Regions from separate parts of the Homo sapiens genome. Here region 2 is linked to region 1. Evidence: chromatin loops called from intact Hi-C (ENCODE). Cell type or tissue: heart right ventricle. All regions are shown on one strand. Each heading gives the region's core, and the rest is flanking DNA. Links, peaks and the distances in the headings are about the cores only.

The links. A loop is a pair of places that touch in the nucleus more often than their neighbours do. Peaks named below come from ENCODE experiments on the same cell type or tissue, not always from the same donor. Only the 100,000 strongest peaks of a DNase experiment are listed, where the experiment ranks them.
Region 2: a loop joins it to region 1, with 2.2 times the contacts of the local background. A loop is called at or near these places in 7 of 110 quality-filtered maps.

Annotation. Positions count from the first base shown.
Region 1 is chr4:165,535,135-165,540,520 of GRCh38, reverse strand. No RefSeq gene overlaps it. Among named protein-coding and RNA genes, the nearest start is that of LINC01179, 150 kb to the left of the region's middle. In heart right ventricle, for the core only: CTCF peaks have their summits at 3,107 and 3,310 (motif pointing left); no DNase peak of the experiment used is centred there; H3K27me3 peaks cover 538 bases.
Region 2 is chr4:165,781,881-165,787,266 of GRCh38, reverse strand. No RefSeq gene overlaps it. Among named protein-coding and RNA genes, the nearest start is that of TLL1, 89 kb to the left of the region's middle. In heart right ventricle, for the core only: no CTCF peak of the experiment used is centred there; a DNase peak (open chromatin) is centred at 2,386; H3K27ac peaks cover 854 bases.

The sequences.
Region 1 (5,386 bases), core at 331-5,330:
CCCAAAGTTACATAGGTGATAAGTGGCAGCCACGGGGCTCAACGCCCTGCCTGACAGCTCTCAGACTCGATTGCGTCCCTGGTCAGCTACCGTGAGGAGCACACACCAAGTTCCCAAAATGCTTCTGCTTCTGCTGAGGGGCACAAGACAGGTATATGCTGTCACCACTTGGTGACAACTGCCCTAAGGCCTCTACTGCTTCAACATACAGGTATCACAAAGTCATTTTCAAAGATAAAAATGACACCTCATATGTATATGAAATTCCTTAGGAACTATCGGGACATACTCCAGGCTGCCACCTACATTGATACTGTATTTGAAAGTTTGTAGAACTTTCAAACTTTCTTATTCTAGGAAAGCTACTTTGTTACTCCAGGAAACTTTCCCAGTACCTAATAAAGAGTCTCTGTGGTTAGACTGCTCCTCTATGCTTCACTGCGTCAGTGGAAAATGGAGCATCTCTTCCTGGTGCCATTGAGAGGAGAGAGATCTTCTTTCACTCTCCACCCAGTGAACTTACTCATCCTTCAGATCCTGCTGGGAGGTCACTTCTGAGAAGACTTCCTGCTCCCCCTCACATACCCCAAAGTCACTCACTTGTCCAGCTTTGTAGTTTTCAATACCATCTAAATGATGCCAATTCCCAAATGGATACTTTCAACCCAGACGTCTCTCCTGCACTTGAAATGAGATCGTTCTGTTTGGACAGATAACACATAATTTTTTTTTTTTTTTGACAGAGTCTCACTCTATCACCCAGGCTGGAGTGCAGTGGCACGATCTCGGCTCACTGCAACCTCTGCCGCCCAGGTTCAAGCAATTCTCCTGCCTCAGCCTCCCTAGTAGCTGGGACTACAGGCGCCTGCCACCGCACTCGGCTATTTTTTTTTTTCTTTTTTTTCTTTTTTTTTTTTTTTTTTTTTAGTAGAGACGGGGTTTCACCATCTTGGTCAGTTTGGTCTCAAACTCCTGACCTTGTGATCCACCCGCCTCAGCCTCCCAAAGTGCTGGGATTACAGGTATGAGCCTGTGCGCCCGGCCTGATAACACATAATTTAAACTTATCATGCCCAACACTGAACTCCTGATTTTTGTCCCAAAAACCTGCTCTACCCTCAGTCTTCTCCATTTCAATTAATGGTTGTTTCACCGTTCCGTTGGTCAGGACAAATGTCTGGCAGTCACTTATGCCTCCTCTCTCTGTCTCCTAAGCCCCATCCAACCCATCAGGAGATCCTTCAGGATGGCTTCAAAAGACATCCTGAATTCTACCACTTCTCAATGCCTCGATAGCTGCCACAAGGTCCAAGCTACTAATCTCTTTCTCCGGGAATCTTGGTCTCCTGGTTTCCCTCTTTGACCCCTAAAATATTTTAAATCACAAGAGTCAGAGTGATTCTGCCATAAATAAAACGGTGTCACATCTCTGCTCTAAACCTTCCATGACTCTGGCTTAGTCCAAGCAGACGTTTCAATGGCCGTAAGGTCCTACATGATCTGCCTCCCATTACCTTGGGGGACACAGACAACCCACAAAATAAGTGCTACGGAAAAATATGAAGAAGGGACATGAGAGAAGTGGCATTGAGAGGAGCCTGTGACTTTGACTAAAATTCTAGGCTCTAAGGGACTTTGGCCAAGTCCCCTAGACCTGTATTCATTCCCTTCCAGTTATGTTAACCTCCTTGAGGTTCCTTGAACTCACCAGATATGTTCCTGCTCTAGGGTCTTTGCATTTGCTATTCTCTAACCAGAGTAGCTCTTCCTCCGATGTCCACATGGCTCTTTCCCTCCTTTATTTAAAGCTTTAAGCCATATGACATCCTCTCAGTGAGACCCTCTGTGACTACACTAGTCAAAGTCACAGGTTCCTCCTCAGTGCCACTTCTCTCACATCCCGTCTTCATATTTTTTCCATAGCACTTATTTTGCGGGTTTTCTGTGTTCCCCAGCTCAAATATATTTCCACATGGACAGGGATCATTATCTGCTTAGCTCACTGATGAATCCCCAGCACCTAGAATAGTACCAAGCACAGAGTAGACAGTTAATAAGTATTTGTTGAGTGAATCAAATCAGACCACCCATTATAAAATCACTTAACATATCTCTTTGTAGCCTTTCTCGTCATTGTAATTGGTCAATTTTGTTAATTATGAGATTACTTAATGTCTCTCTTCTGCTAGATTATAAGTAACAAAGAACTGAGACTGAGTCTTCATACCACTAATCCCCTAGCAACTTGCATAGTGCCTGTATTAGTCTGTTTTCACACCGCTATAAAGACATACCCAAAGCTGGGTAATTTATAAAGAAAATAGGTTTCATTGACTTACAGTTCCACATGGCTTGGGAGGCCTCAGGAAACTTACAATCATGGCATAAGGGGAAGGGGTACGTCTTACATGGCAGCAGGCTGGAAAGACTGTGCGTAGCAAGAGAAGAGGGAAGAGCCCTTTATAAAACCATCAGATCTTGTGAGAACTCACTCACTCTCACAAGAACAGCGTGGGGGAAACTGCCCCCATAATTCAATCACCTCCCACCAGATCTCTCCCACAATACCTGGGGATCACAATTCAAGATGAGATTTGGGTGGAGACACAAAGCCTAACCATGTCAGTGCCATTACTTAGAAGATGCTTACCAATATGTGTTGAATGAATAAACTGCACCAAGAAGCAGTTAGCATTGGATTCTAGTGCAGGCTCCATATTTGTGACAGCATTACAAAGAGATCATCTTCTGGAAAAAGTGCCCTGATGAAGCAATAAAGGGTTGCTAGATACATTAGAAATAGACAGAAAACCTAAATAAGAACCACATAGGTGACAAAGTACTTAAGGCAAATATATAGATGGTTATGCCTGAGTACAATTGAGAAGGGTTGTTTATGCGTAGGCGCGATTTGTGTGGGTTTTGAGGTGTGTTTTTTCTTATCTTTTTTCTTTCGTGTGACTACAATAGTATCATCTTTCTTCACTCACTTGTTTGCATCTGGGAGGTATCAAAACTTCCTCAAGGAATAAGAAAAAAGAATGTTACAAGATTATTTCAGAATATTCCAGATACATAAACAAAGTTACAAATCTGAATTGTCTGAAGGCTAAAAGGGAAGTCAGACAATTTTTCACTCTTAAGAATAATTTGGTTTGATACTTTTAAAAAATAGGTTTATATATTTTTACTCCTAGCATACTCTGGAGAGTCTTTTTAAAACTGCCTTAGCATAAAAATACATTAAACTTGCTTTGAAGTTGGGAAAAATTGGTTTTCCTAGATTTTTCATTGGTGTTATACTGCCATCTAGTGACCACAAAATGTATGACTTACCTACACAGCTGAAAGACGAACACAGGCTGTCCAAGGCAAAATCCCCAAGTAGCTTATCTAGCCTGTCAAGGTCCCTTTCCATCAGTTGAGAGGGGCACCCTAATAGACGAATGTTTGTTCTTGACATGTCCCAGCATGAAAAACTGAATTTTTATGTTTGTCTATCAAACACGCAACTTTTATAAGTAAGTTTTTGTTGATAAATCACTTTAATCAGACTTATGAAGGAAATGCTTTATTGGGAGTTATAAACCGTTAATCTCTCCACTACTTCTGACTTCATAGTAATCAGGGGATTTCTCATGTCAGATGGACCTCAAAAACTTTCCCATTTACTTCAATCCAGAGGAGCTGTGAGAACACTGTAGTAAAAGGGAGGCATAGAGCAACTTCTTTCCATCTAGATGTATGTGAAGAAAAATACTTCTGCTTATTTCCTGACATTGACTATAATCATAAAATGGCTGCATTTTATAAAATTATTTATGTTCTAATAAATATATATGATTACACTCAACTGACCCTCAAGTCCCTGGAAAAGGCTATTTACCTTTTGTGGAAAATGAAAAAAAAATGTCTTCAGGATTACAGTACACTCTAGCACACTCAACAAGCCAGTAAAATCTGAAATGAACTATACCCTTTCTGCCAAACGTTTGTCTAGCTTATTTGCCTTCATTTCTCATCACACTTCATTTGTGATTTTAAAAAAGTAACTTGTCTGGTTGGTTGGTTTTATCTTTTCCTCAATAATTTCCACATTTATTTCTAAGGATAACATAGAAAGAAAAACACCATATGATACAGAAATTGGAATACATTCCCTTACTTGCCTCTTATATAAACACGGAGGAATTGGTGGTGTGCACTTGTAAGATCACCTTGTCTGGCTAACATCTGAAATGGACAGTTCTGAAATACAAGAAGTTCTCTAACTTCCACAGGAAACCTCTTCAGAATGGATGCACATTTACGAGAGCAAAGAGAGAATGGCAGTGCAGGCCTTATCATCTAGAAATCTGTTCCCATCAAAGAAGCAATAACTTCTCTTCTTCTTTTATTCAAGGGCATAAAATGAGTGCTTCTCATGAGTAGGATAACTAGAATTATGAGTAGCGCATGTTCACAGTATAGATTTCTAAGAAGGAACAGTAGGCAAGGTAGGCATAGAAATTCCAAAATCAGAGACTGAACCTTCTCTACTTAGGTAATTCTTTAGTAAGTAACAAGTAATTAACTAATTTTATTTTACTTTGTCTTTGTTGCAAAATTGTAAAATAAAGTTGATCTTAAATGTTTGTTAAGGAGATTATCATTACATGTGTCATTACATACTAATATGTCTTTTTTTTTACAGTGTTTGAGGAAAAGATTGTTTTAAAATGGTTCCCTTTGTGTTTCACCCTGTTCTATGCATAAAGCAATAAGGAGATTTCTAAATACCTACAGCCTTTGTGTGCATTTCAGAGCATCTTTTCTCCATCCGTTTTGTGTCCTTTAACCATAGATTACCTCCTCCGAAAAGACATCCTAATCAGATGGAAGTAACATGAGAGTTTTTTTTTTCCATTTCTATGTATAACTTTAAATATTTTACAATAAAGGAGTAGAAGTTCAAAAGCACAAAATACCAAAAATATATCCACAAAATAATGAAAAACCAGTGTACTAGAATGGAAGGCTTGTATTAAGAAGGAAGGACTGATGGAGATTGTGGTGGACTTTGCAAACCAGGCTAAACAGCAGGGACTTCATGCTCAAAGTGAGTGAAATTCAATTTAACAGCTTAATTGGAGCAAAATATCGTTGTTTTTATTTCTTTTTCTCATGATATTTATTTTGAAATTTCAATTTATAGTAAAGGAAAAGATGCAATTTTTATATTTGTCAAAGAGTACATGATTTTTTAAGTTGAAAAACAGTGCGTACTCAGAAAGAAGCAGCCACTTAAGGTTGAAAAGGGCAGGTCTTAGGAAAATTACTTTGGCAGCAATAAGAAAGACAAGGCTGAAGTCAGGGAGTCTAATTAGGGGGCCACTGACAAAGTTCA
Region 2 (5,386 bases), core at 158-5,157, 250 kb before region 1:
ACTAATTTATTTGGCTCTAAAAAAATTCTGTAAAGTGTCTCCTGTTTTATTTGCCTATGGCATAAAATGAGATGTTTTCTGCTAAGTTTCAATTGGCTTATTTTATTAATTCAGTTAATCTACACAATATTAGCTAGTATTAGTAATTTAATTGGACAATATGAGTGCTCTGTGCATATGACTGATTAATAATTACTAATCAATATTTATCATTTGCTTTGGGTTGAATTCTGTCCCCCCAAAACCCATGTTTTGAAGCTCTAACCTTCAATGAAACTATTTGGAAATAGGGCCTTTTAAAACTTTCATTCTGTTTTTGAGATGGGGTCTTGCTTATTGCCCAGGCCAGTCTCAAATTCCTAGGCTTAAGCAATTTTTCTGCCTCAGTCTCTGGGATTATAGGTGTGCACCACCACAGCCAGGTTAGAGATAAGACCTTTAAAGAGATCATTAAGAGTAAATTAAGTCATAAGAATGGGACTCCGACCAATAGGATCGATGTCCTTCTAAGAAAAAGAAGAGACACCAGATATCTCTCTTTCAGAGACCACAGAGACAAGAAGGCAGCCATCTGCAAGTCAAGAAGAGAGAGCTTACAAGAACCCCGTTGTACTGACACCTTCATCCTGGACTTTTAGCTTCCTAAACTTTGAGAAAGTAAATTTCTGTCATTAAAGCCACCCATTTTGGGTGGCTTTTATTTTGTTATGGCAACCCCAGCTGATTACTACATCCCATCAAGCTAATGGGGACTTGATGACTTCTGAGGACAATGATGTTACATATGCAAAACCAGGAAAAGAAAGCATTGTGTTCATAGGGCAGAGCTTAGAGCCCTCTCAGATGACCTACATCTACCATGCAAATCCCTGATACATGACTGGAAAAGGCTAGTTTCTCTTTGGGATCAATTCAGACCTATTTCTTTCTGGCTTATTTCTCATTTGCTTTGCCTGAGGCTGTCAATAAGATATTTGTGATAAGAAAATATTTCTGGTAGACTCGTTCTTAGAATGGGGAACTGAGTCATAGAAAAACCAGCTGCTGAAAGACTCTGGCCAACAGTATATGCTCATGTTTTGTGCTTCTAGCTGTATGTTGCCTTCCATCTTCAACTCTAGCTCTTTACTTCATTGAGGGCTTGAAAAACTAGGATCCTACGGCAGCAGGTGGGCCGAGAGGAATGCACTATGGGTGAATGTCACTGGCCAGAGCTGTCTTAGCAGGACTCGGAGGACTCAGGCACAGGATTAACTTGGCTTCTTCGAGTAACTGTTTTCACCAGTGGAGTTTTTATGAGAGTCTGAGTATGTTTCGCTGGGACTGTAGTTGTACTTGTTTCTCTATTTGTACCCTACAGTAATGCGAAGGTTCTTAAAAAGAGATGAAGCTGGGTGATTTGCATTTTGAAATATCAGGAGGTTTTTGTTACCTTCTGCACTTCTAAAACATTTGGGATCTCTAAAGTGACCACGTTATTGTTTCCGATGCATCACAAAGTGTGAGAGAAACATTTCTCTTTCCCCATCTTCCATTTCTGGACATCCATCCCTTCAACATCTCTACTTTCTGAAACATTTTTTTCCCTCTCTCTGCCAACTGTAGAAGTCAAGGATAGTACAAAAACATTCAGATTGGGAAGCAGCCAGTGGATTCTGCTGCTAGGGATGTTCTGCCACTTGGGCTGTTTATGGAGTATCACTGTGCCCAGGAGCTGTCACCCCCTTCAGAGGGTGGGGAGAATATTTTGTTATTGTTCACCCGCATGATTCTAATTGCACAAACATAGGGTTCCAAGGTCGGGGACCTTTTTTTCCCTCTGTTCTAATAGCAACAATAAAAAAGAATTTGTATGTTAGCATCCTGATTCTTTGTAGGGGAAAAAAATTGTGCTCTGTTTTGTCACTGATGTTTATCTTTAAAATTAATTTTGTATGCTATGGACCACACCTAATAACTGCTACAGGGCTAATTCAATTTATAGAAATCTTATAGAAATCTTAGATAGATCGATGAATTTACATAAATTCTTCCTCAAAAATCCCATGCTTTACAAAACAGTGTACACAACAATCTTTCTAAAAAGAAATTGGTTTTTAGAATCACATCATGTAAATCCAGGTATAGCATGCCCCTTTGACTCATTTATTAATGCATGTTAATAGAAGATATTCAATAAATATTTGTTGATTACAAGGATAATTTTGAATGAATCCTGTGGCAAAGAAATCCCAGTGAAGTGTGGATATTTCCCAAGACACTACCCATCTGGCTTCAGTTTGAAATAAGCAGTGGTTAGCTTTATTGAAGGGACTAGACAGAGGTCACTAGAGGAGTCAGCCAGAATTTGGAAGTGGAATACTGCTGGCTCCCAGCCCTGTTTCTAGTAACTACTCCACCCTACTGTTCCCAAGAGAACAAATGTGCATTTGATAGCTGAGCAGGTGGCATGGACCACACTAATAAACAGCTCCTTTCCTGTAAGGGAGCACTGGACTAGGTTTATGGATTCATGAACTTTCCTGTGGGGAAGCCATTATGTCTAGTTAAAATTGTAACTGAAAACATCCGTCTCTATCAACTTCTCAGTAATTCTAATCTCGTTTAGTCCAAAGCCCCTCAACACTGCTCCCCTCATTGATTCAGTTGAGGGTATGTACAACCTGCTCCCAGGCTCAAAGACAGCATGAGAGACAACTGGAAATTATTCAGTTCATCTGTTTGTCATGAGGAGTGGCTGTGGATTTAGTCCACCTGCAAATTAATGCTGGGAAAAGGAAGCCACTTGGGGTTCAACAGGTCTCTTTCCCTGTTTTTTTTTTTTTTTTTTTTTTTTTTTTTTTTTTTTTTTTAATGTGTGTACTTCCTCTGCTTCTCTCACGAACTCCATAGCTTAGGAATTCCAAGCCATTAAATGAAATTAAGACACAGGCTTATTATTTATTTAGAGCCAAAAGGTTACAATCAACTCCCCTCCAACAATCAACCAATATCCTTTTGTTTACTGGAAATATAACAGGAAAACACTACCTTATATCTAAATGACTTGGGTGGGGAGGGTGGCATTTTCATAAACGCTTGTTGAATTTTCCTAATTAATCAGAAGCCTTTGGCACAAATCGTCAAACTGTTGAGGCTTGAGACCCAGGGCTGGCAGAAAACTTGTCAGCAGAAACTGTCTTTTGTGCAATCTATGTGCTACCTGGCACAAAAAGTACTTAGTAAATCTTGATTATGATTACATTACAATGGTTAATTAGCAGAGCTTTTCTTTGTCCTTACAAACTTCTTTAGACTCTTTGTCATTAATGAATTGAGGAATGAGAGTTTCCCTGGGTTTGTAGGCAAAGGAAAAAAAAAAAGTGAGAGAGTGAGTTTTTGTTATTTTCCAAAGGATATCCCTTGTGCTGACAGTATTCCATGGCGTGAGCCCCACAGTCCCAAAGCCAACCACTCAAGCTGGCCAAAGAAAACGCTGACCCTACTGGACTTGAGTAGGTCAAGGAGTTTTATGGTGAATGGAGAGTGACTGTAAAGTTAATCTCTTATTTATGTTACACCGTGATAATCCTGCCTAAGAGTAACAACAGCCACAAAAGTCAGGAAGTTAAAAAGAATTAACAGCACAAAAAGAGTCTTAGACCATCTTTTTGTTTTGACAGTTATTGGTGTAAACTTGACGGGAGGTTCAGTTGTTAAAAAAGCATTTTTAAAGTCTAGTTAAATGCTTATATCTTATAATAGCATATATTCTATTTAAAACAATATCAAATACTCTGAACTATAAAACTGTAAAAAGAAAAATAAATTTGTATATGCAAAATTTTTAAAATTAAAGATAAAATGGGCACCTTATTTGGAAAGCATTCAGAGTATCTCAGAAATGATTTAAGACTTTTTTTTTTCCAAGACTGGAGTTGAATTAAAGAAAGTGGGCAAGGAGTAATTTTTTAAAATGGGTTTCCAGTTTACAGTTATTTTATAGACATTTTCAGCAAGGACATAGTAAAAGGAAACATTTAAGCATATTATGAAGTACTGAGGTTAGATGAAAAATAATTTCCTGAAGGGATTTAGTCATTGGAATAAGTCACCAAAAGTAAGCTCTGAAATCTTTTTCTCTAGAGGTCGTTAAAAGCATGATACATTTCATCTCTCAAGGACAGAGTTGTATGTGAAGATGGATAATCACACTAAATAATTTCAATGAGAATATGAATTTTTCTGACTATAAGTAAAGATGTTATTTCTTCAAAAATGCTTAAAATGGAAAAAATTATTAATTAGTTTCCAATAGAGTGACTGGGAAAAGGCAGTTTTATAGGAGCTTCCATTGCTTCACTCAAAAGAAATATCTCTCAGCATATGTGTTGTTGTTGTGGCCCCTATAAAATCATTAACTTCAATTTTGGCTCTCTTTCTATGTGGATATAACAGTCCATGAATTCCTATTTGGAATCCCAAGCAGTTACATAACTTATTATATCTTGCCAAGATCAGTAATGTTTCTTATTGAGTAGTTTGTTTATAAGAAATAGCAATTGTATATCATAGGTGAAAAGAACCCAGAAAATAAGATTAGATATTAAAACTCTCATGGGATCATTTTTAGAGTAATTTCACCCATGAGAACATTGTTCACTAGTGAATGAAGACTGATTTAATTCCAGTGGTGTAATGTTATACTAATCTTAGAGATGCAATACAGCCTTCTGAGGGATTTATGTACCAAGAGCTATGCCACTGTTTCCCAGTAAAATAGATGAAAGCAACTCACAAATACATGGCTCATTCCTCTATACATCTCTGAAATGAATGGATAAGTGTGGCAAAGAAGCTATTGTCAGAAAAATAAAAGGAGAAAGAAAAAAGCTAAAAGCACACATGAGTGTAAGGGAAGCGAAAATAAGGAAATGCCAGGTGAACAGACAAAGAGGAGTGGTCCCAGCAACATAGGAAGAGACAAAATATCATGGTGCCACATGGACCCAGCGAGGAGAAGTTTCAATAAAAACAGGGGTGCACACCTGACTCAAGGGCTAAAAGAAGCCAAAGAGATGAGGACTAAGTATGACCATTTGACCTGACAGGACATTATCAAAAACGTTTGATGGTTAGACACTAAAGTGGGTAGAAGAGGAGAAGGAGGGATGCCAAGTGAGGAAGTAAATATAGAAGTTATCTAAGTATTTTGCTGGATTATCTATAATTGATTATGGACAGTGGAAGCATTCACAAGGAAGAGCGAAACCAGATGAATCAAGGACGTTAATCCCAAAAAGAAAACTCCAGCACTGCACAGTAAAAGTGTGCAAACGGGCTTAGAACAAGTCCTCTTCCTTTTACTCTACCTGAGCTCCAGAGGGCACCGCATATTCATGTTCCT